Linked DNA regions of Homo sapiens: region 2 is linked to region 1. The links are chromatin loops, found by intact Hi-C in ENCODE. Cell type or tissue: PC-9. All regions are shown on one strand. Each heading gives the region's core, and the rest is flanking DNA. Links, peaks and the distances in the headings are about the cores only.

Evidence for each region. Hi-C counts contacts between places; a loop is a spot of excess contacts. Peaks named below come from ENCODE experiments on the same cell type or tissue, not always from the same donor. Only the 100,000 strongest peaks of a DNase experiment are listed, where the experiment ranks them.
Region 2: a loop joins it to region 1, with 24 times the contacts of the local background. A loop is called at or near these places in 17 of 110 quality-filtered maps.

Annotation. Positions count from the first base shown.
Region 1 is chr9:92,951,706-92,962,885 of GRCh38, forward strand. All of the region lies in intron 1 of FGD3 (FYVE, RhoGEF and PH domain containing 3), which reads left to right. Among named protein-coding and RNA genes, the nearest start is that of FGD3, 9.8 kb to the left of the region's middle. RefSeq lists an enhancer at 2,375-2,474. In PC-9, for the core only: a CTCF peak has its summit at 5,684 (motif pointing right); DNase peaks (open chromatin) are centred at 2,526 and 5,666; H3K4me3 peaks cover 608 bases; H3K27ac peaks cover 2,004 bases.
Region 2 is chr9:93,298,953-93,308,248 of GRCh38, forward strand. WNK2 (WNK lysine deficient protein kinase 2) reads left to right here. Exons shown (of 30, transcript NM_006648.4): 25 at 118-309; 26 at 1,099-1,197; 27 at 7,825-7,869. Among named protein-coding and RNA genes, the nearest start is that of WNK2, 120 kb to the left of the region's middle. RefSeq lists enhancers at 1-300, 2,249-3,161, 7,417-8,321. In PC-9, for the core only: CTCF peaks have their summits at 3,897 (motif pointing left), 4,098 and 6,119 (motif pointing left); a DNase peak (open chromatin) is centred at 3,899.

The sequences.
Region 1 (11,180 bases), core at 1,871-9,870:
AGATTTTGCCAGATGTAGGGTTGTGTCTGAGCACACTCATGTTCTTGGTCCTTGAAACACTGGTGCCTGAAGGATTCATGTAGCTGCGGAGGTGGTAAACTGAATGAATAAAACTGCTGGTCTTTGACCATGCAAAATAGGTGTAAAGTAGGCTTGGGGGGATCTCAGTCAGAAGACCCTGACTTTACGGCTGCAGAGAGGATGCCTCTGTCCCCCAGCTCCAGGGCAGACAAAATCTGAGGGTCTAAGATCTTCAGTGGCAAAAGGGGCATCTGGTTTTTTGACCCTCTCCCTGATCTTGCTTTTAAACAAGTTCCAAAATATTTTGTCTGCAAAACAAACTATGCTGCATAAGGAATAATTCGTGGCCCTAATTCATCCATTAGAGACCACACTTGACTCCCCAAGGGCTTCTTAATATCCCTGGTTTCCAACTCATGTGAGTCAATGCAGGGGGTGACCAGAGCACATCTCTGTTTATTTTCAAGTATGCAAAGGATATATACACATATCATTGTTGAAAGTCAATTTTTTTTTTTTTTTTTTTTGGAGATAGAGTCTTGCTCTGTCGCCCGGGCTGGAGTGCAGTGGCACGATCTCGGCTCACTGCAAGCTCCGCTTCCTGGCTTCACCCCATTCTCCTGCCTCAACCTCCCAAGTAGCTGGGACTACAGGCACCCGCCACCACGCCCGGCTAATTTTTTGTATTTTTTAGTAGAGACGGGGTTTCACCGTGTTAGCCAGGATGGTCTTGATCTCCTGACCTCGTGATCCGCCTGCCTCGCCCTTCCAAAGTGCTGGGATTACAGGTGTGAGCCACCGCGCCCGGCCCGAAAATCAAACTGTTTTAAAGCTGAAGGCCCCCCCATCCCATCCTCTACCCTCCAATCCTAAGGCCCTCCTTAACATTATGAAGGTTGAGCAAGTGTGGCTCAAATCTCTCCCTCCTTCCCCCTCTTTCTCCTTCTCTTCCTTCCTCACTCCCTCCCTTCTTTCTCTCTTTCCTTCTTTCTCTCCTTCCTTCCTTTTCTCTTTCCTTCCCTTTTTTCCTCCTTCCTTCATTCTTTCCCTTTTTTCTTCTTTAGAATAGTGCTGCTGTGATCACCCTTAGGTGCCTCCAGTTCTAAGCTTTCTGATTACTTCTTCCCCCGAGGTCCTCCAGCTCAGCATCTGCCCTTAAAGGAAACCTAAATAAACATGTGTTGTTGCATTCTGAATAGCCTCTGGTTGATCAGGAGCTTAGACTAAGGATTGAATAGTAAACGGTGGATCCAAGTGATTGTGAGAATACCACTTGGCAGAATGTGATGTCTGGATTGGACATGGAGTGCATAGGAAAGGACCCGCACCTCCCTGGGCATATGAGTGTTTCTGGTTGACGCTGTGCAGCTGCCGCATAACAATGCTGGAATTATCCTTTATTCAGGGCCTGATTGAGTGGGGGCGTGGCCACCCCTTTATTGCCTTATTTTTTAATGTATATCATTCTCTATTTACACATTGATAATTTTTTCCTACAGGGTAAAAAAAAAATGCACCAGATGCAGCACTTTTGTGTAAGTATAGACACATCAGGGCTCTTTGTTAAGGATAAGAAACAATCGCTTCCACTTCAGGCTCTAATGTTATCATAGCCAACTGCCAGAGCCGCTCTGTAATTACGTCTCCTGAGTGGAAAGCTCTCAAAATGCCACTTGGTCTAAGAGTTTGAAGCTGGGCTTGCCTCTCCACTTTGGCCAAGATGACTAAAGCATCACATATTTTTAAAGCAACTTTTAAGAAATGAGGTATAGTGAGTGATGACTAGCCAGCTTCTCGCTGCTCACACTGTAGCATTTTACACACATTTTCCCAGGGAGCCCCCAGGAACTTGGTGTCCAGGGATATTTTCCCCATGTTGGGGTGAAGGGGCTCACACAATGTCACCTGCACACGGGCCTCACAGTTCCAGATCTGGGCTTGTCCACTCTCCCAGCTGCCTGCCTGGGAGGAAGGCAGGTAAAGTTAAGGGCAGTGCCAAGGTTTAGGAAATATTGTCTGCCTTTGGACCAAATGTAATTTCAATTTAAAGTAACCTAGAAAATGTTTTGCAAAAAATGTGTTTTCAGAAAGCAGAATTACACTCAGTATCCCTTCTTTTTTTGGTTTCTCAACCACATCTTTCATTAGAGAGATTTAGGACAGCTAAGTAGAAATTAAATTTTCCATATGTAAACAGACATGGAGACAGCTGGCTTTCACTGGGCAATAGTTCCCGGCTGGGAATCTCCAATGAACAACTTCGATTCTTGTATTTTTAAACAGGTTGGCTTTCCTCCCAAATGCAAATATAATGTTCTACGTAGAAATTTATATGTTACTGAGAAGCATCAAGAAGCAAATGAAAATTCCCGGAAGCTCACCACCCAGAGACGGTCACTCTCAGGGTTTCACACAGCCTCTCTGCCAGGAGCTTTCATTTCCTTGGGTCTTGTCTATTGTTAGGTCACATGTTGAGTAGGATTTGTCTTGGAGCCTGAACGCTGACAAAGGTGCACCACCCTTGGACCCCATCCAAAGCCACACAGGAATGACTACTCTGGTCCCACCCACTTCCTGCCCTAGCTAGTGTGGTATTTTTGTGGCTTTCCCCTGTCTTGTCAGAAGAATGAGAGTAACTCAACATGGGCACTTTGTCCAATCCTTGGGTCTCAAGGGTTCTGGGAAGGATCCAAGAGCTGTGGTTCTCGGTTCCCAAAAGCAGGCAGGTGATTGGAGAAGCAGCCGGGCTCTGAGTCCTGTGCCCGTGTGGCCCAAGTGACTGGCTGTGACCCTAATAAGTGAGCAGAAGGGCAGGGGCCGGGGTCACCTTGCACAGGAAGTGGCAGCCATGAGGGTCTCTGCAGGCCAGAGCTGCTCCTTCCTCAGGGGCCATCTCCCAAGGATTCTTGTGTCCTAGGAGCCGCTCAGCAAATGGTTGTTGACTGACTGAGTGACCGCACTTTGGCCTCTCTGAACCTCAGTGTCCTGGTCATTGAATGGGACTCTTACTTCCAAGCTCTTTACTCCCCTGAGCCCTGGCCTCCTGGTTCCCCTTTGTCCTGCACCTTGGGCTGTGTCCTAGAGACCAGCCACCTCAGCTGCATCTTGCTAGGCTCTGAGTATCGTGGCCTTGACATTTCCTCCACCTCTCTGAACCACAGCTTTGTCTTCTGGAAAAGGAGAAATTAGAGGATGCTTGGAGCATCGTTGCCTGCATTCATGGAACTCACGGTCTGCCTGGAGAGTGATGGCGATATGGTGTCTATGTGTCCGAGAGCCAGCTGCACCCAGAGGGAAGCTCTAAAGCTGGTGTGGTCAGGTGGCCAAGGAGCAGAGGGAACAGACGTGAGAGGCAAGGCCCGTGAGGGTAGGGAGAGGTGCTCCCAATCATTGTAGAGGCCAGGAATGAGGCTGGGAGGCTGCAAGGGCCAGGTTCCAGCCGGGCCAACTCTGAGATGACGCTGAGGATTCCAGCTTTACTGTGAGTCACTTGTAGGCTCACTGCTTCTCTTAAGAGGCAAGGGATGGCCAGGCACGGTGGCTCACACCTGTAATCCCAGCACTTTGGGAGGCTGAGGTGGGCGGATCACCTGAGGTCAGGAGTTCGAGACCAGCCTGACCAACATGGAGAAACCCCATCTCTACTAAAAAAATACAAAATTAGCCAGGCATGGTGGTGCATGCCTGTAATCCCAGCTACCCGGGAGGCTGAGGCAGCCTGGGCAAAGAGAGCAAAACTCCCTCTCAAAAATAAAAATAAAAATAAATAGAGCCAAGGGATGCCACTAGCTAGTTGTTTAATTAAACTTTTTATTTTGAAATGACTGTATAGACACATAAGAGATAATGCAGAGATACTGTGGGCCTTTACCCGGGATTTCCCAGTGGTAACAGCTTGCAAAACGATATAGGACCATATCATAGCTCGGACCTTGACACTGGTACAGTCAAGACACAGAGCAGCACCAGCACAGGGAGCCTCCTGTGGCCCTTTGATGTCCACCTGCTCCCTGCCTGCCCCTGACAGCAGCCAATCTGTTCTCTGTTTCTACAATTTTGTCATTTTGAGAATGTTATATAAACGGAGTCATATAGCATGTAATCTTTTGAAATTATCTTTCTTCCACCAGCATAATCCCTTGGGATTCCTCTAAGGGAATTCATGCAGGGGAATCATCACACATCTAGGCTGCTGTGTGTGTCAATAGTGTTTCCTTGTTATTGCTGAGTGCTGTTGTGTGGCATGGATGTACCACAGTTAATGTGTAAATGACAACATAGTTTTCATTTCCATGTCTGCATGTTCATTGCCAGTATATACAAATTAAAGTGATTTTTGTGACTTGATTTTGTATCCCTGACCTTGCTAAATTCACATACTAGTTCTGGGAGTTTTGTTTGTTTGTTTGTTTGTTTGTTTTCGCTTCTTGGCATTTTCTTTGTAGACAGTCATGTCATTTGCAAACATGGACAATTTTATTTCTTCCTTTCTGCTCAGCATGCATTTTCGTTTCTGTTCTTGTTTTATTGCACTGGCTAGAACCTTCTCCACTGTGTTGAATAAGAGTGGTGACAGCAGGCATCCTTGCCTTGTTCTCACTTTGGGGGACTATTATGGGCCTGACTATGTCCCTGCAAAATACATGTTGAAGCCCTAATCCCCAGTACCTCCGAATGTAACTGTGTTGGAGACAGGGCCTTTAAAGAGGTAACAAAGTTAAAATGAGGTGCTGAGAGTGGGTGCTGATCTGTCATGACTGGTGTCCAAAAAGAAGAGCTGAGGACTCACAGAGGGACAACCACGTGAGGACACAAGGATATGATGGCTGCCTACAAGCCAGGGAGAGAGGCCTCAGGAGAAACCAACCCTGCCAACACCTTGATCTCAGAGTTCCAGCCTCCTGGAATGTGAGAAAGTAAATTTTTGACTTTTCAGCCACCTAGCCAGTGGGACTTTGTTATAATAACCAGGATAAACTAAGACACTGCCTTCCAGAGTACCACAGGGCACCTCTGTTCTGACTTCAGAAACTAGTTCTGCCTGTCTTTGAACTTCATCTAACAGTCTTTTGTGTCTGGCTTTGAGATCCATCCATATAATTGCTTTCTTTCTTTTTTTTTTTTTTTTTGAAGACAGAGCCTTGCTCTGTCTCCCAGTCTGGAGTGCAGTGGTGCAATGATAGCTCACTGCAACCTTGACCTCCGGGGCTCAAGCAGTCTCCTGCCTCAGCCTCTGAGTAGTTGGGACTACAGGCACATGCCACCATACCCAGCTCTACATCATTGTTATATCAGTGGCTTACTCCTTTTTATTGCTGGATCCTGTTCCATCCATATTATGGCTGCACCACACTTTGCTTATTACGCATTCTCCAGTTGTCAGACACTTGAAATTGTTTCCAGCTTTGAGTTATGAATACAGCTGTTCTGCACATTTGTGTACAGGTCTTTGTGTGGACAGATGTTTTCTTTCCTCTTGGGTAGATACCTAGAAGTGCAATTGCTGGGTCATAGAGAAGGTGTATATTTAACTTTGTGAGAAAATGCCAAACAGTTTTCCAAAGTGGTTGTACAATTTTCTGCTTCCACCAGCATGAGAGTTTCACACTGAGAGTTACGTTTGCTCCACATCCTTGCCAGCAGGTGGCATTGTCAGTCTTTTTCACTGTAGCGGTTCAGATGGGGCTGTAATCATTCCTCAGTGTGGTTTTTAGTTTCCCTGATGGCAGGCAGTGTTGCCCACCAGCTCATATACTTATTGTCTATTTAGGTAACTTAAGTCAAGTATATGTTCCAGTTTTTTTTTCTCATTTTAAAAATGGAATCGTTTGTCTTTTTTTTTCATTGATTTGTAGGAATCTTTTTGTATTCTGGACACAAATCTTTTATCAGATATATGTATTGCAAATGTTTTCTCCCAATCTGTGATTTGTCTTTGAAATTTTCTTTTCTTTTTTTTTTTTTTTTTTTGAGACAGAGTCTCGCTCTGTTGCCCAGGCTGGAGTGCAGCAGTAGCATGATCTCTGCTCACTGCAGCCTCCACTTCCCAGGTTCAAGTGATTCTCCTGCCTCAGCCTCCAGAGTAGTTGGGAGTACAGGCGTGCACCACTATGCCCAGCTAATTTTTGTATTTTTGTAGAGATGAAGTTTCACTATGTAGGCCAGCCTGGTCTTGAACTCCCGACCTCAGGTGATCTGCCCACCTCAGCCTCCCAAAGTAGTGGGAATACAGGCCACTGCACCCGGCCGCCTTTGAAATTTTTAAAAAATATTTAATTTTTTTTTTTTTTGAGACAGGGTCTCATTCTGCCACCCAGGCTGGAGTGCAGTGGCATGATCTCGGCTCACTGCAACCTCCACCTCCCAGGTTCAAGTGATTCTCCTGTCTCAGTCTCCCGAGTAGCTGGGATTACAGGTGCGCACCACCATGCCCAGGTAATTTTTGTATTTTTAGTAGAGACAGGGTTTCTCTATATTGGCCAGGCTGGTCTCCAACTCCTGACTTCAGGTGACCCACCCTCCTTGGCCTTCCAAAGTGCTGAGATTACAGGCATGAGCCACCTTGCCCGGCCTTAAAGACTTAATTTTTTTATAGCAGTTTTACATTCACAGGAAAATTGAGAGAAAAGTACAGAGATTTCCCATATATTCCCTGACCCCACATATTCAGAGACACTCTCTTTATCAACATCCTCCCCAGAGGAGACATTTGTTACAATTGATGAACCTGCACTGACACATCATTATCACTTGGAGTCTATATGTGGCTGGCCTTTTCACGTTCCTAATGGTGCCTTTTGATAAGCAGAAGTTTTCTATGTTGATGAAACATATTTTCAGGTTGAAGAAGTTGTTTATAAAGTTTTTTTTGTGTGTGGCTTAGTGCCTTTTATACTCTAAGAAATCATTACCAACCACAAATTCATGAATATTTTCACCTATGTGTTTTTAGAAGCTTTACAGTTTTAGCATTCACAATTAAGGTTTGGATTCATTTCTAGCTATTTTCTGTGTATAGTGTGAGTAAGCAGTCAAGGTTTGTATTTTGGTACGGCTATCTAAATGTTCCATTACTATTTGTTGAAAGGACGTATCTTTCCCTATTGATATGTACTGGCACCTTCATTGAAAATCAATTGAACAAATGAATGAAAATCTATTAGTTCATTGATTTCCATTGATTTATCCTTATGTCAATACCACATTGTCTTGCTTTTGAAATTTATTTTATTTTATTATTTATTTAGTTTTGAAATGGAGTCTCGCTCTGTCGCCCAGGCTGGAGTGCAGTGGCATGATCTTGGCTCACTGCAACCTCCACCTCCCAGGTTCAAGCAATTCTCCTGCCTTAGCCTCTCCAGTAGCTGGGACTACAGGTGCCTGCCGCCATGCCTGGCTAATTTTTTGTATTTTTAGTGGAGACGGGGTTTCACCGTGCTGCCCAGGCTGGTCGTGAACTCCTGACCTCAGGCAATCCGCCCACCTTGGCCTCCCAAAGTGCTGGGATTATATGCGTGAACCACTGCGCCCAGTCAAAATTTATTGTATTATAGTAATTATTTTATTAATGAAAATAATTACTATAATAAAATTATTTTAGTTAATAAAATATAATTACTATAGTAAGTCTTGAAATAGGGTAATTGGTTGAACTAGTTCTCTGTTGTTGGACCTTCAGCACATCTCTGACATTGGGCAAGGCTCGGTGGGTGGCTCATGCCTGTAAATCCCAGCACTTTGCAGGGCTGAGGTAGAAGGATCGCTTGAGCCTGGGAGTTCAAGGTCAGCCTGGGAAACATAGCCAGAGTCCGTCTCTGCAAATAATAAAAACTTAGCCAGGCATAGTGCCACACACCTGTGGTCCCAGATACTCAGGAGGCTGAGATGGGAGGATCCCTCGAGCACAGGAGGTCGAGGCTACAGTGAGTCATGATCGGTCCAGTGCATTTCAGCCTGGGCAACAGAGGGAAACTCAGTCTCAAAAAAAAAAAAAAAAAAAAAATCAGCCCTAATAAGACTGTATAAAATGTCCTTGCTCATTTGTGTGGGTGTTTTGGAAGGTCGATGGCTGAAGCGAGTGTCCCTTATGTCTGCATGTCCCATGTCCTTGTGTCCCCATGCCCCCATGTTTCCAAGACCACACGTCCCCACGTCCCCTGTACCCCCATGCCCTCATTTCTCTATGTCCATGTGGCTCCACATTCCTCATGTCTGCGTGTTCTCATTCCTCATGTCCCCATAACCTCCACATCTCCATATTCTTCATGTCCCCGTATCCCTCACGTCCCCGAGTCCCTGTGTTCCCATGTCTCCATATCCCCATGTCTCCATGTCCTCATGCCCCATATCTCCATATTCTTCATGTTTCCATGTCCTCTTTCCCCATTTTCTCATGTCATGTCCCTGTGTCTTCATGTCTTCATGTCCCTATGTCTTCAGGTTCCCATGTCCACTTATCCTCACATCCCCATGTCTCCATGACCTCCACTTCCCATGCTCTCATGTCCCAAAATGCCCATATCCTCATGTCCTCTACGTCCTGTTGTCATGTCTGCATGTCTGCATGTCTCCATATCCCTCGTGTCCCCAAGTCCCCCATCCCCATGTCCTCATTCCCCCATGAGGACCCCTCCTATCCCCACGTCCTCATGTCACCCATAAACCAGCCCAGAGCAGAGTTTGCCTTATGCTGTGTGCTTGGTAAATATGAGCTGCCTTCCTCCTTAAACCTTCCATTCAAAGGCTGCAGAATAACCATGGGTAAGATGGCTTCCCTGAAAAAATGCACCCCAGGTGTCACTACTAGACGTCAGATGGACACTTTCCCCCACAGCGGATAAACTGGTAGCAACCCTGGGAAGGAATGGGGTGTAACAGCCAGGGCCAGCTGGGTGCCGTAACAGTCCCAGGCTTAGTCATAGTGCAGTGCTGGCAATGGGAGAGTTGTGGGGGCTCTGTTCCTTGTAGTCAGATGGGGAGCACTCACCCACCAGGACAGAGGCCCAGGGAGAGCACTCATCCACCAGGGAAGAGCCCCTAGGCCAGCTGAGAGAAATTAGGCCAGGGGCTGCTGAACAGGGTAGAGCCCCTGGGCTTCCCTCCTGGTAAGTGGGTGTTCCCCCTTGGCCTCTCTCCCAGTGGGTGATCCCCCCGGGCCTCTCTCCTGGTGGGTGGGCCCTCCACCCAGGCCTCTCTCCTGGTGATTGGGTGCTCCCCCTGGGGCTCTCTCCTGGTGAGTGGGTGCTCTTCCAGGCCTCTCTCCTAGTGGGGTGCTCCCCCTGGGCCTCTCTCCTGGTGGGCGGGCACTCCCCCTGGCTGACAGTTCTCTGCCCATAGGCTCTCTCCATCCTGGCCTCTGTGGTCCCACACAGGCCCCTCTGGGTCCTGGACTTCAGAGCTCCTCTCCCTGGCCATGGCCAGCTTTCCTGGAAGACAGGACTGGGGGTCCCTGGGACAAAGCAGGAGTCCTGGGGAAACCCCCTTTCTCATCAGAGGCACCCACCCCTCATGAAGTGAGCCACCTGGGGGAGGATGAGCAGCACCCTTGAGGGACAGGCTAAGGGACACTGGAGGCACAGGGCCTTCTCTGCAGAGCCTCTGACTCCACAAAGTTATTCAAGGGCTTTGAGATTGAATAGCACCAATGGATTGTCACTGTGGTCCCCAGGAGCCCTCCATGGTCACCAGGAGTCCTCCGGGGTAGAGGACTCATTTGAGCCATTGGAACATGAGTGAAATAATTGGTCAGAGAAATTGGAATATGTGTTGATACTTCCTGGTGGTTGCTTCTCCACTGTGGGCTGATCCCACCATTCCCCAACTTCAGGTCACCCTTGCCCTTTTTCATGATGAAAATACTACATCACTTTAAAACAATAGGAAACACTTAACTCTTTAGTTTTGATGGGTCAGTATTGGGGTGTGGCTTGGCTATGGCTTGGGGACCTCTCATGAGGCTACAGATGGTGGCTGGGGCTGCAGTGTCATCTGAAGGCCTGACTGAAACTGAGGATCATTTTCAAGGTGACTCATTCACACATCACAAGTTGTTGCTGGCTGTTGGCCTGGGGCCTTAGTTCCTCTCCGCATGGGCCTCTCTGCAGGGCTGCTTGAGCATCCTCATAACATGGCAGCCAGCTCCCCCACAGTGAGTGATTCAGCAAGGAAAGGCAAAAGCTGCAGTGTTATGTATGGCCTGGCCTTGGAAGTCACCTTCATCATTTCTGTAATGTCCTATTGTACAGTAGTGTCCACAGGTCAGCTCTATTCACAGTGGGAGAGGCAGATAACCAGCATTTGATGATCACTGGGCCATTGGGGGGCAGGCTGCCAAAAACATGTTTCTTTTTGAATGATGTCACTCCCAGGTGGAGGCACCACTTCCTCCCACTCACCCCAACCAGGGACGACAGGACACTTGGCCTCAGTTCTACTTTCAAGCCACAAACCCCTCCCCATCCTCTTTTTGTTCCTTACCTACCACAACCCCTCACCTTTCAGGTCACCACAGCCAGCCTGCTGCTGTGCTGCCAGAATTTATCATGACCCTCTTAGGACGACAGTTGTGTATTCCTAGTGTACCTGGGTTTGTGTCCCTGGTCCTAATGGGACCCCACTGCTGGCCTTCTGGCACAGGGGACCTCTGTAGAGGAGAAGGCTGAACCAGGTGGTGGTGGCAGGCACTGCTGTCCTTCCTGGCCTGGGCTGGAAGCATCTGGATGGTCCAGGGCTGCCTCCTCAGGGGGCAGGAGCCAAGACTCCAGGGCCCCGGCATTGACAGCACAGCAACGGTGATTCAGATGTTGGTGGCTGGGATCCCTTGAGTACCTACCATAGGCAAAGCCCTCATTTCTCACAAAAACTCCACCACATGCATCCCACATTTTCTCCATTTCATGGAGGAAGAATGGAGTCTTCAAGAAGTTCATCAGTGTCCGGGCATGGTGGCTCATGCCTGTAATCCCAGCACTTTAGGAGGCCGAGGCAGACAGATCACCTGAGGTCAGGAGTTGAGACCAGCCTGGCTAACATGGTGAAACCCAGTCTCTATTAAAAATACAAAAAATTAGCTGGGCATTGTGGTGGGCACCTATAATCCCAGCTACTTGGAAGGATGAGGCAGGAGAATCTTTGAAACCAGAAGGTGGAGGTTGAAGTGA
Region 2 (9,296 bases), core at 1,297-9,296, 350 kb after region 1:
GGAGACGTGAGCTTCCCCAAGGTCACCCAGCAATAAGCAGGCAGAACAGACTCAATCCACACGGCCCCGACCCGGCGGCGCCTCATCGTGCCTGTCGCCTCTTCTCCCCCCGCCCAGGTCACTTGGCTGACTCCAGCAGAGGCCCTCCCGCTAAGGACCCTGCCCAAGCCAGTGTGGGGCTCACTGCAGACAGCACGGGCCTGAGCGGGAAGGCAGTGCAGACCCAGCAGCCCTGCTCCGTCCGGGCCTCCCTGTCTTCGGACATCTGCTCCGGCTTAGCCAGTGATGGAGGCGGAGCGCGTGGCCAAGGTGATTTCCAGCTTGCCTGTCTCCGAGCATGTGCTAGCCACGTAGGGCCTCAGTGGTGTCCCCAGGAGCACGCCCGTGTTGTGTAGAGGGGTTGCAAGCTGTGGCAAAGGCTGTTGAGAGGCTTCTTTTAAAAAGGATAAAAAAAAAAAGGTGTAGTCTTTGGATGAAAGGAATGGAATTGTCCCATCCACCACCAAGTCTTGCTTGTAAGCAGCTCAGGGGGAGGTGATGCTTTGCTAGAGTGGACCTTGGGGAAGTGGCTAGGACTGGGGAGGGCAGGGGACCTGGCATCCGGCTGTGTGCTCCGGCGCCAGTTCCCAGGCACTGGCTGCCCCACCCCCACCCCCACAGCGGAGCCAGATGGTGCTAAACACCGGGTCCTTCCAAAGTCCAGAGGGACGGCTGGGGGGACGAGGGCACAGCTTTCGAGCTGGGAGTTTGGCCTTGAGGAGGAAATTCTCTCGTCAACGCTGCGTGGACAGCAGCAGCTGCTCAATAAGGTGCTCTCCTGTCCTCACCATCTCTGTCCAGAGAAATCATGGTGACCATGAAGCCGCCCCGCCCCGCCCACCCCACCCTGCCCGCCCCTCTCCGGGCTGCTTCTCTTCTGCTCTCCCGCTGCCTCCTTCCCATTACATGGTCAGTGGCTTTGGTGCTCCGGGCTGGGCTAGATGGAGCCGTGGATGTTAAGTGACGAGGCTGGTGTGGCTGTTGGTGTGGAGGAGGAATCGCAGCAACCTGTACTTGATGAGTGTCTCTTTGTTTTCTTCCCTTTATATTCATTTGCAGGCTGGACGGTTTACCACCCAACGTCTGAGAGAGTGACCTATAAGTCTAGTAGCAAACCTCGTGCTCGATTCCTCAGTGGACCCGTATCTGTGTCCATCTGTCTGTATTTGTTCTTTTGTATTTTATCACCTCCTGGCCCTTGGTTTTCTCCCCCCACCCCCTCCCTGTCTTCATTACCTTTCATACATTTCATAGGATGCCTCCCCCACCCCATCGAAGTCACCTATTTAATATCAAAGTGGAACCCCATGAGCCGGTCCCCTGGAGCGGCGGCCGCCAGCGCCTACCCCCAAGCCCCACACAGCGTGTGTGCATGCTCATGGCTGGTGCCTGGGCACGGAAAGCATGTGCAGCGGCTGGCCTGCCTTCCGCCCCGGGCACCTCTGCCCAGAAGGACTGGAGCCCTTTGCATTCTTTTCGTCACCTCATTTATTTAATTTTTTTTTTTATGTTGGATGTAGTTTTTTTTTCTGTTGCAATTGTGGCAAATATACATGTCCGCTGTCCCCAGTTCCAGCGACAACAAAAAGACAACCCCAACCTCCTCCAGATGCACAGTGTGTGTCACGCGTGTCTGGACTGTGAAGACATGCACATAGCGAGCCTATACGGTTCTAAAGGTCACTGGAGGGCGTGGTTTCTGTACCAGGGCCAAATCCCAGCACCCAGTACCCTGCACACCCACCGCCCTGTGCCCTGCATGTGGAAATGCTGAGAGAACGTGCTCCAGTTCGGGCCTCCCCAGCCCCTCCCCACTGGAAGGGCAGGTCTGGTCCCCTTTGTCATTGCTCCTCACCCACTGCTGTCTCCAACCCCAAATAGGAGAGTGACGGCCACCTGGGCAGCTCTTCTTTGGAGCATGCATCCTGCTTGGCCGGCTCCTCCTCCTCCTCCAGCCAGTGGGAGCACTTTACTTGCTGTATTTTCCTGTGACCTCCCATGACCGCAGGGATGAAGTCAATGACGCAGTTCCTCCAATTGCTACTAAGCCAAAACCCAGTCCCAGCCTTGCTCAGATCCCCTGGAACACAGTTAGTGCCCAGGAACTCCATCTCCAGGGAAGGCTCTGCCTGCTTGGGGCCATCCCAAAGCACGCAGTTTGTTTTTAACCCTCAGGACGATCGGCCAGTGAACCAAAAGCTGTGAGATTTTTAGGCTTTTGTCTTTTTAACAGGAAAATTAAGCTTTTTCAACAATTGGATTGGATATGCTGGTTTGGGGCACGTGACTTTTTGCTTGTACAATAAAGATACATTGTGCTTGTTGGGAGCCAGAGGCCATGCCTGTGGGAGGCGTCCACTGCCATCCACCCACCCCATCAGAGGTCCATGTGGGTCATCATTCTCCGGGCAGGCAATTCGAGGACACAAGGGCCATGTAGGAATGCCAGGGCCTTCCCAGGGCTTCCCGTTCGCCTGTTTAACAGGCTGCCCTGTTTCGGCCACCATGTCATCTGGGCTGTTGGTCTGGGGGTCTGGGTGGCCTGGTGTCTGGTGAGTTGCTGAGTTGAATCTGGGGAGGAGTGGGCGCCTTCCCCCCCACCCCTGCGTCTCTGGGTCCTCTTATGGCAGCCGGCTGTGGTTCCTTCTCCGCAGCCGGTTCCCGGCCCTGCTGGCCTTGTGCCTCACTTGCTGCTCCTCTTCCGGCTCCTGCATGTGCGGCTCGATCTGGGGCTGTCACTGGGGGCGAGGGCACCTGGGAGACTCAGTGCAGGGTGTTAGTGTCAGGTATGGCGCCTACCCAGGCCCCACTTCCACCCCCATGCTGTGTTTTGTGGTATTGCTTGTTTTCACGGCTTAGCCCCCATCAGGCAAGTCTTAGTCTTAGTCTTTTTGGGCCATAATGTCTCCCCCAGTTCCCCCACACTCTGAAGTTGCTGGCCGGGGAGAGCCCAGGTGGGCCTCTGCCCTGGGCGCCTCTCAAGCCCTGTCTGGATCAGCTCCAGGCCTCCGAAGTCTCTGCCACTCTCCTGGGATGTGGCTGGGACTGGCCCCTCCTGCCTCTGTGCCCCTGGGCTGTGGAGGCTGGACTTCTTGTTGAGCCATCCACTGGCACATCTGCTGCTCATGGGTAAACCCCCAGGGCAGCCCAAAAGAGAAGGGAGAGCTGTGGGGTCTGTGAGGAGACCAAGCACCTCCAGGGGAAAGACTGCAGGGGTGGGCGCAGCCCTGTGAGCGCTGAGAGGCTGAGGACTTGGGCGGAAGCTGTGGGATTGCGCCAGGCTTGGAGGCCAGGAGGGAGGGTTGCAGGCAGGGGTAGTGTGAGCAGATGGGCTAGGAAGACGCTGAGGTCGGTGTATGGAAGACACCGAGGGGTCGGGGGTCGCGCTGCAAGTAGAGGAGGAGCAGGGTGGATGCCAAGGTGCGGCTAGTGGGGGGCAGCCGGCGCAGCCAGCCCAGCCTTTGCTCCCTAGGGCCTGGGGAGAGCTTTCAGCTCACTGCCCTGGTGTGGGGCACTCCCACTTCCTGGAAGAGAAACAGTTCCAGGAAAACAAAATGTGTTAAATTTTGAAATATAGAAGGATCCTGGCCTCTGTGAAGGTCAGAGAAGATGAAACGGCCCCAGGCAGGGTGGGTTGAGGCCAGGCCAGAGGATGGGCTGCGGGTGCCCAGGTGGCTGTGCCCAGGGATAGAGCAGGGCAGTGCAGCAGGCACCTCCAGAGGCCCGAGCTGACTCAAGGTGCAGGACAGGGAATAAAGCAGTGGAGGCTGGGAGCAGCAGGTGGACAGACCCCTAGGGAGTGCAAGGCCCTGCTTAGAACCCCTGTGAGCTGGGCCCCTTGGCATAGACTTCTCACCCAGCTTGCAGATGCCCCCTTGTGGTCAGCAGTTGCTGTGGGGAGCTCACATGACCCAGTGCCCCAGAGCAGTCTCCCTTTTTTTTTTTGAGACAAAGTCTGGCTCTGTTACCCAGACTGGAGTGCAGCGGCAAGATCTCAGCTCACTGCAACCTCCGCTTCCCTGACTCAAGCAATCTTCCCACCTCAGCCTCCCAAGTAGCTGGGACCACAGGTCTGCACCACCACACCCAGCTACTTTTTTGTATTTTTAGTAGAGACAGGGTCTCACCATGTTGCCTAGGCTGGTCTAGACCTCCTGGGCTCAAGCAGTCCACCCACGTTGGCCTCCCAAAGTGCTGGGATTACAGGTGGGAGCCACCACACCTGGCCCAGTGCATTCTAAGGGATGTTGGCCTTGGAGCCAGGGAGGAGGGTCAGGTGCAGATGCTGAGATGGCACCTCTGGTCGTGGTTCTGTTGGTTCTGCTTGTCAGAAGCTGGGGTCCTTCTGGATCTTCCCACCTGACCGGGCATGTTCTGGCACCCTGTGGGCCTTTCTCTCTGCACGCTGGTATCTCTTTGGGTTTTCTCCACATTGGCTGTTGGCTGCAGCATGTTTGGCTCAGGGACCCTCCGGTGTCACTGCACGATGCCTTCTAGGCCTTCTCCCACCGTGGAATGCTTTCATCCCTCCCGGTGGGGAGAGAGTGCATGCTCAGCGAGGCTCTTTGCAGCAGGTGTTCAGGAGGCCTCGGGGTGGAGGGCATCCAGAGAGGAGGGCCCCCACCCTGCACTGCGCCCACCAGGCCCTGACCTCTGCAGCCAGGGTGGTCAGTGCTGCGTACCACTGTGGGCTGTCTGTGGAGCAGGCCTGTGTGCAATGGGGCCTAGTGCAATGTGGGGTCATTTAGCTCAAGGCAACATGAAAACAGCCCCAGGTCTCCCTGGGCAGAGCCAAGGCAGATCCTGCTTCCCAATGCATGCTTTGTGGACAGTTTTTGGCTCAAGAACATGGTTGTTCAATACGTAGACACCTTAAAAGGGGTTTTGTCCCTGGATGCCCATTTTTCTCCTGTGCCAGAAAAGGGAGCCAGTGCTGACCATGGCGGGGGCTGACCCACCTGAGGGTGCGCGGGAAGTTGTGGGGGACTGAGGTGAAGCCGCCAGGGCACCCATGATGGGAGGTGGGCTGCCCCAGCTGTCCCGTGGGCTCCTGGGCAGTATTGAGCCCTGTGAGGTGAAAAGCGAATGTGGGGATTGCTCAGGGGCTGACCACTTTTTAGTCCCCCTGTCCCAGGCACACACCCTCAGTTTGAATCCTTCTTGGTTGAGATGTCTTCTTGGCCACAGGCTGAGGGTCTGGATGGGGCAGGTGCTCGGGCTACCCAGAGGGCAGGGCCGTTGACCCAAGAGCAGGCTGTTTTTGTGCCATGGCTGGAGTGGGGAGGGAGCCTCCACTTGCGCCTGGGGGGCTTCAGCTGATGTCGGCTGCACAAAAGCAGGAGATGCCAAGTCCAAGAGCCGGCCCTCCTGTCGTCCTGTGTGCTGCCACTTTTACATTCTGGGAAGAAAGCAGCGGATCCCCCAACAGCTGGGATGAGGCTGCCAAGCCCCCGCCCCAGCACCACTGAGCAGTCCAGGGCCTTGGCGCCGCCTCTTCCTGGGCCTGGCTGGGGATGGAAGCCCCACAGGGAGACCGAGGTGGGCCTGGCGTCAATTGGCAGCCTCCTGAAAGTTTCCTTTGTTCTCCCGTTGCTGCCTTATGGACAGGAGGTGGGGGTGCTTTTCCTGGCACAGAGCGAGTGGCAGGGGGCCAGGTGGGGGCTGTCTTTGGGTGCCATCTGCATGGTGGGCAAGTGAGGGGCAGGGCCCAATCGAGGCCGAGGCTCTGGAGAGGTGGACTAAGGAGCCACCTAAGGACGGGCAGGGCTGTCCAGAGTGTGGGGAGGTCTCTGCCCCAGCCCAGTTGTCTGCAGTGAGTGGCGTCCGACAGCATGGCCTTGAAAGACTGGCACCCATCAGTTTGTCTGGAGGTCTAGGAGCCGTCTGCACACTGGTCACTGGGGCCCAAGTTTAGGAGGGGCCCAAGTTTAGGAAGGGCCCGTGGAGGCCTCCGTGGGCCAGGGTTGCTCCCTGGCTCTGAGCAGGTGCCGTGTCCTCCAGACACTCCAGACCCCAGGTTCCCAGGACAGTGAGTGAGTCCCAGCTCTGATCGCAGGTCCAGGCTCCCTCTGGTGGTTCCCAGCCGGCAGCCGGCCTGTTTGATGGTGTTCTTCCCAGCATGGCAACAGCCAGGAATTAGCACTGAATGTAGAGTTCCAGCCACACCAAGAGCTGCCAGATAGACACAGAGCAGCTTTTTGAAGCACCTGGCTTAGGACTGTCTACATGGGACCATGGGCCACAGCCCCCGACAAAGCCTGCCAGGGAAATTGGTGCTCACCCAGTGCCCCTACATATTGGATCCTAGCCTAGCCTGCATCACAGACTTCAGGGGCCCCTCCTGCACTACAGAAAACCAGCCATACCTCCCCTGTAAACTTGAGTGAGCCATTGAGGGGATATCAGCTCTGTGTTCCTGGCAGGGTTTCATCTCAGAACAGAGCAGCCAGGGAACAGCCCTTCGGAGCTGCTCACCCAGAGCCCACTGGTCTGGATCCCTCCCGCTGGGCTCCCTCCTTTTTATTAGAACAGTAAAGTCTGCAACAGAACACCACCTCACCTTTCCCCACACTAGCTCAGGAACAGACAGAATGGACTAAAAATAGTTGAGCTAGGTTTCCAAGTCCAGGATGCACAACTCAGGCCGAGCTTGGGCCAAGGAGCTGGACGACAAGTTGCCCGCTGTCCCCCGAGGCAGGAGGCATGAGCCCTTCTGGAGAAGGAAGGCAGACGTTGCCAGGTTTTCTGAGTCCCTGCAAGATCAGAGTCGCTCCTTTTTAGGTCTCCCGGGAACAGCGCTGAGGAGCGTGTTCCTGCTGCGGAGGGAGTGTGCTCCTGGCAAGGGGCCGTGGGCTGGAGTGTAGACAGAGCCTCTGTGCTAGTGAGGCTTTGCCGAGTGACCTTGGGGAAGTCTGAGCCTGTGCTTGCCCGTCCCAGCTCTGCCTGCCTATAGGATAAGCAGGGATGGCCGTGCCTTCCGGCCCAGCCTGCCCTGGGGACCTTGTCCCCACCAGGCTGGGCACTGACTGGCTAGGACATTGCATTCAGTGTATACCAGGTGCCCTCTGGGTAGTTGGGACCAGTCGGTTTAGTGGTGGTCCCAGTTAGAAGGAGGCCAGAAATGTTCCAGGCTGAGGCCTTGCCCTACCCCTTGTGGATACTGACTTGTTAATGAGGCGGTAGTGTCCCCAGACATTGAGGTCAGCCCCTAGATAGAAACCCTCGAGTCCCCTACTCAACACTTGCCGCTGACCTCATCTGAGGCAGCCATCTGAGATCCAGACTTGGCCTCCAACCTGCAAAACAATGTATCTTTTTGCACTTGGAAAACCTCCGATGGGCTTCGGCGGCCAAGCCCAGCTGTGCCCAGCTCCATTCCAGAGCTCCCGTGGCCGACTCAGCAGGGTGTCCTGCCTCCATCAGTGGGGCTCCCAGAAGCCTGATGTTTGAAAGCCAAGCGGTGTGCTTTGCTTTTTTCTTTTTTCTTTTCTTTTTTCTTTCTCTTTTACTTTTCTTAGAATATGCTTCTAGAGACAAACACTTCTCCCTGAAGCTTAGGGGCTTGGCCCTGGCACCTCTGCCCCCTCGGCGAAGCTCGTGGGAGCCTGCACCCTCTCTCCAGGGGCTGCCCCGTTTCCCCCGGCCGGGTCGGCCCTCTCTCTGAACTGCTGCCTGTGTCTGCCCCTCCCTGCACACTGACGACTTTTGCTTAGTGTGGTAGCGTGTCCCAGTGTGTGCTGTTCTGCCTAACCCTGTGGTCTTGTGTCGTTTCTTTTTCCCTTGCAGGGTCTGCCCTGAAGCGTCTCTGCCTAGGCAAAGAACACAGCAGTAGTAATTATCCGGGTTTTTTCCCCTTTGTCCTCTCTCATCGCATGGGCTTTCTCGTGGCTAGCGCACATCAGGGTTCCCGCGGCCGGGCGGGCGTGGGCCTGCCCTGTGCCTGCCCCGCGCCTGCTCCATGCCTCTCGGCCGGGCACTGCTTCGCTTCTGCCTGGCGGGATCGCTGTCCTCGGCTCCCCCGTGTGTCTCGTGGCGCCTAGAGTTTGTGCGGTCTCGCCAGTTCACATCTAACGGGCTTATCCTTCCCCGGAACACCCGCAAATTGCCGATCATTAATTGGCTCCTTTTCCAAAACCGTAGGAATGAGTATTTCCTTGAAGTCCTAAAGATGAGTGCCTCCCCACGAGGAGAGATGCCAGGACTGAGTGGGTATTAGTCTCCTTGGGCCACTCACCTCTCTCTCTCTCTCATCTCTCTCTCTCGAAAAAATATTTTTTTTCTTTTCTGGCTGAACTTTTCATGTAGGAATAGCTCCATGTGTGTCAAATCTCATCACTAATTTTTAATTGTCTGTGTCTGTGCTTTTTCATTGCTAGCCACTAAAGTCCACTACATTTTGGGACAGCTTGTTTGAAGAGATGGTCATTAGATTGTTTCTCTATGCAGAAAATTTTTGAATTGGCTTATTCAAAATTGCCAACGAGAAATTACATGTGTTGCCTGGAAAGGGTATGATTTAAAATTTTTAAAGTCTCATTTTAGTCCCTTAAAAAACACTTTGAATGAAGCAGCCGAGTGCTCTGGTGTGCTAATGGTCAGCAGAGCGGCTCCCAGCTCCCTCCTGCAGCAGGGCGTTTGGCCGCAGCCCATGGCAGGAGCTGGTGGGGCCGCGTCAGGCAGCCCCAGGCATGGGTACCCTTTATGAATACCTTCCTCGAATGCGAATGCGCTGGTCAGGACAATTTCTATGTCTGGAATTCCAAACAACCAGACCATTAAAATTCATGGGAATGCAAGTCAGGCAGCCCTGGCAGGCATTTTCCCGTGGGCCAGGGGGCTGCCTGCAGGCCAGCCCGCCGTGTGTGCTGAGCGCTCTGCACACGGTACTCCACCGCCCCGCGTCCTCATGTTACGGCTGAGGATGCACAGGCCAGAGAGAGCCCGAGGAACCTGACTCTAGGCACCATGACTCCGAAGCCCAGTGTGTCTGGCTGTGCCAGGAGTTTCCTGAGCTCTCTCACACGTGAGTCTGGGGATGGGCAGCGGTGGGCACAGAGTGGATGCTGAGCAGAGGCTGCCGGCTGCTGCAGAGTCCTGTCCCCTGGCCTGGCTTCTGAGGTGGGTGATGGCCACCTGGCACAGCCCATGGAAATGCCCCACCATGTCTGACCCTGGGCAGCCAGGCCCCTTAATCCGACCGCCTCTTGAAGCAAGGTGCTGCCTGGCCCAAGTGAGACCATTGTCTCAGCTGTCACGTA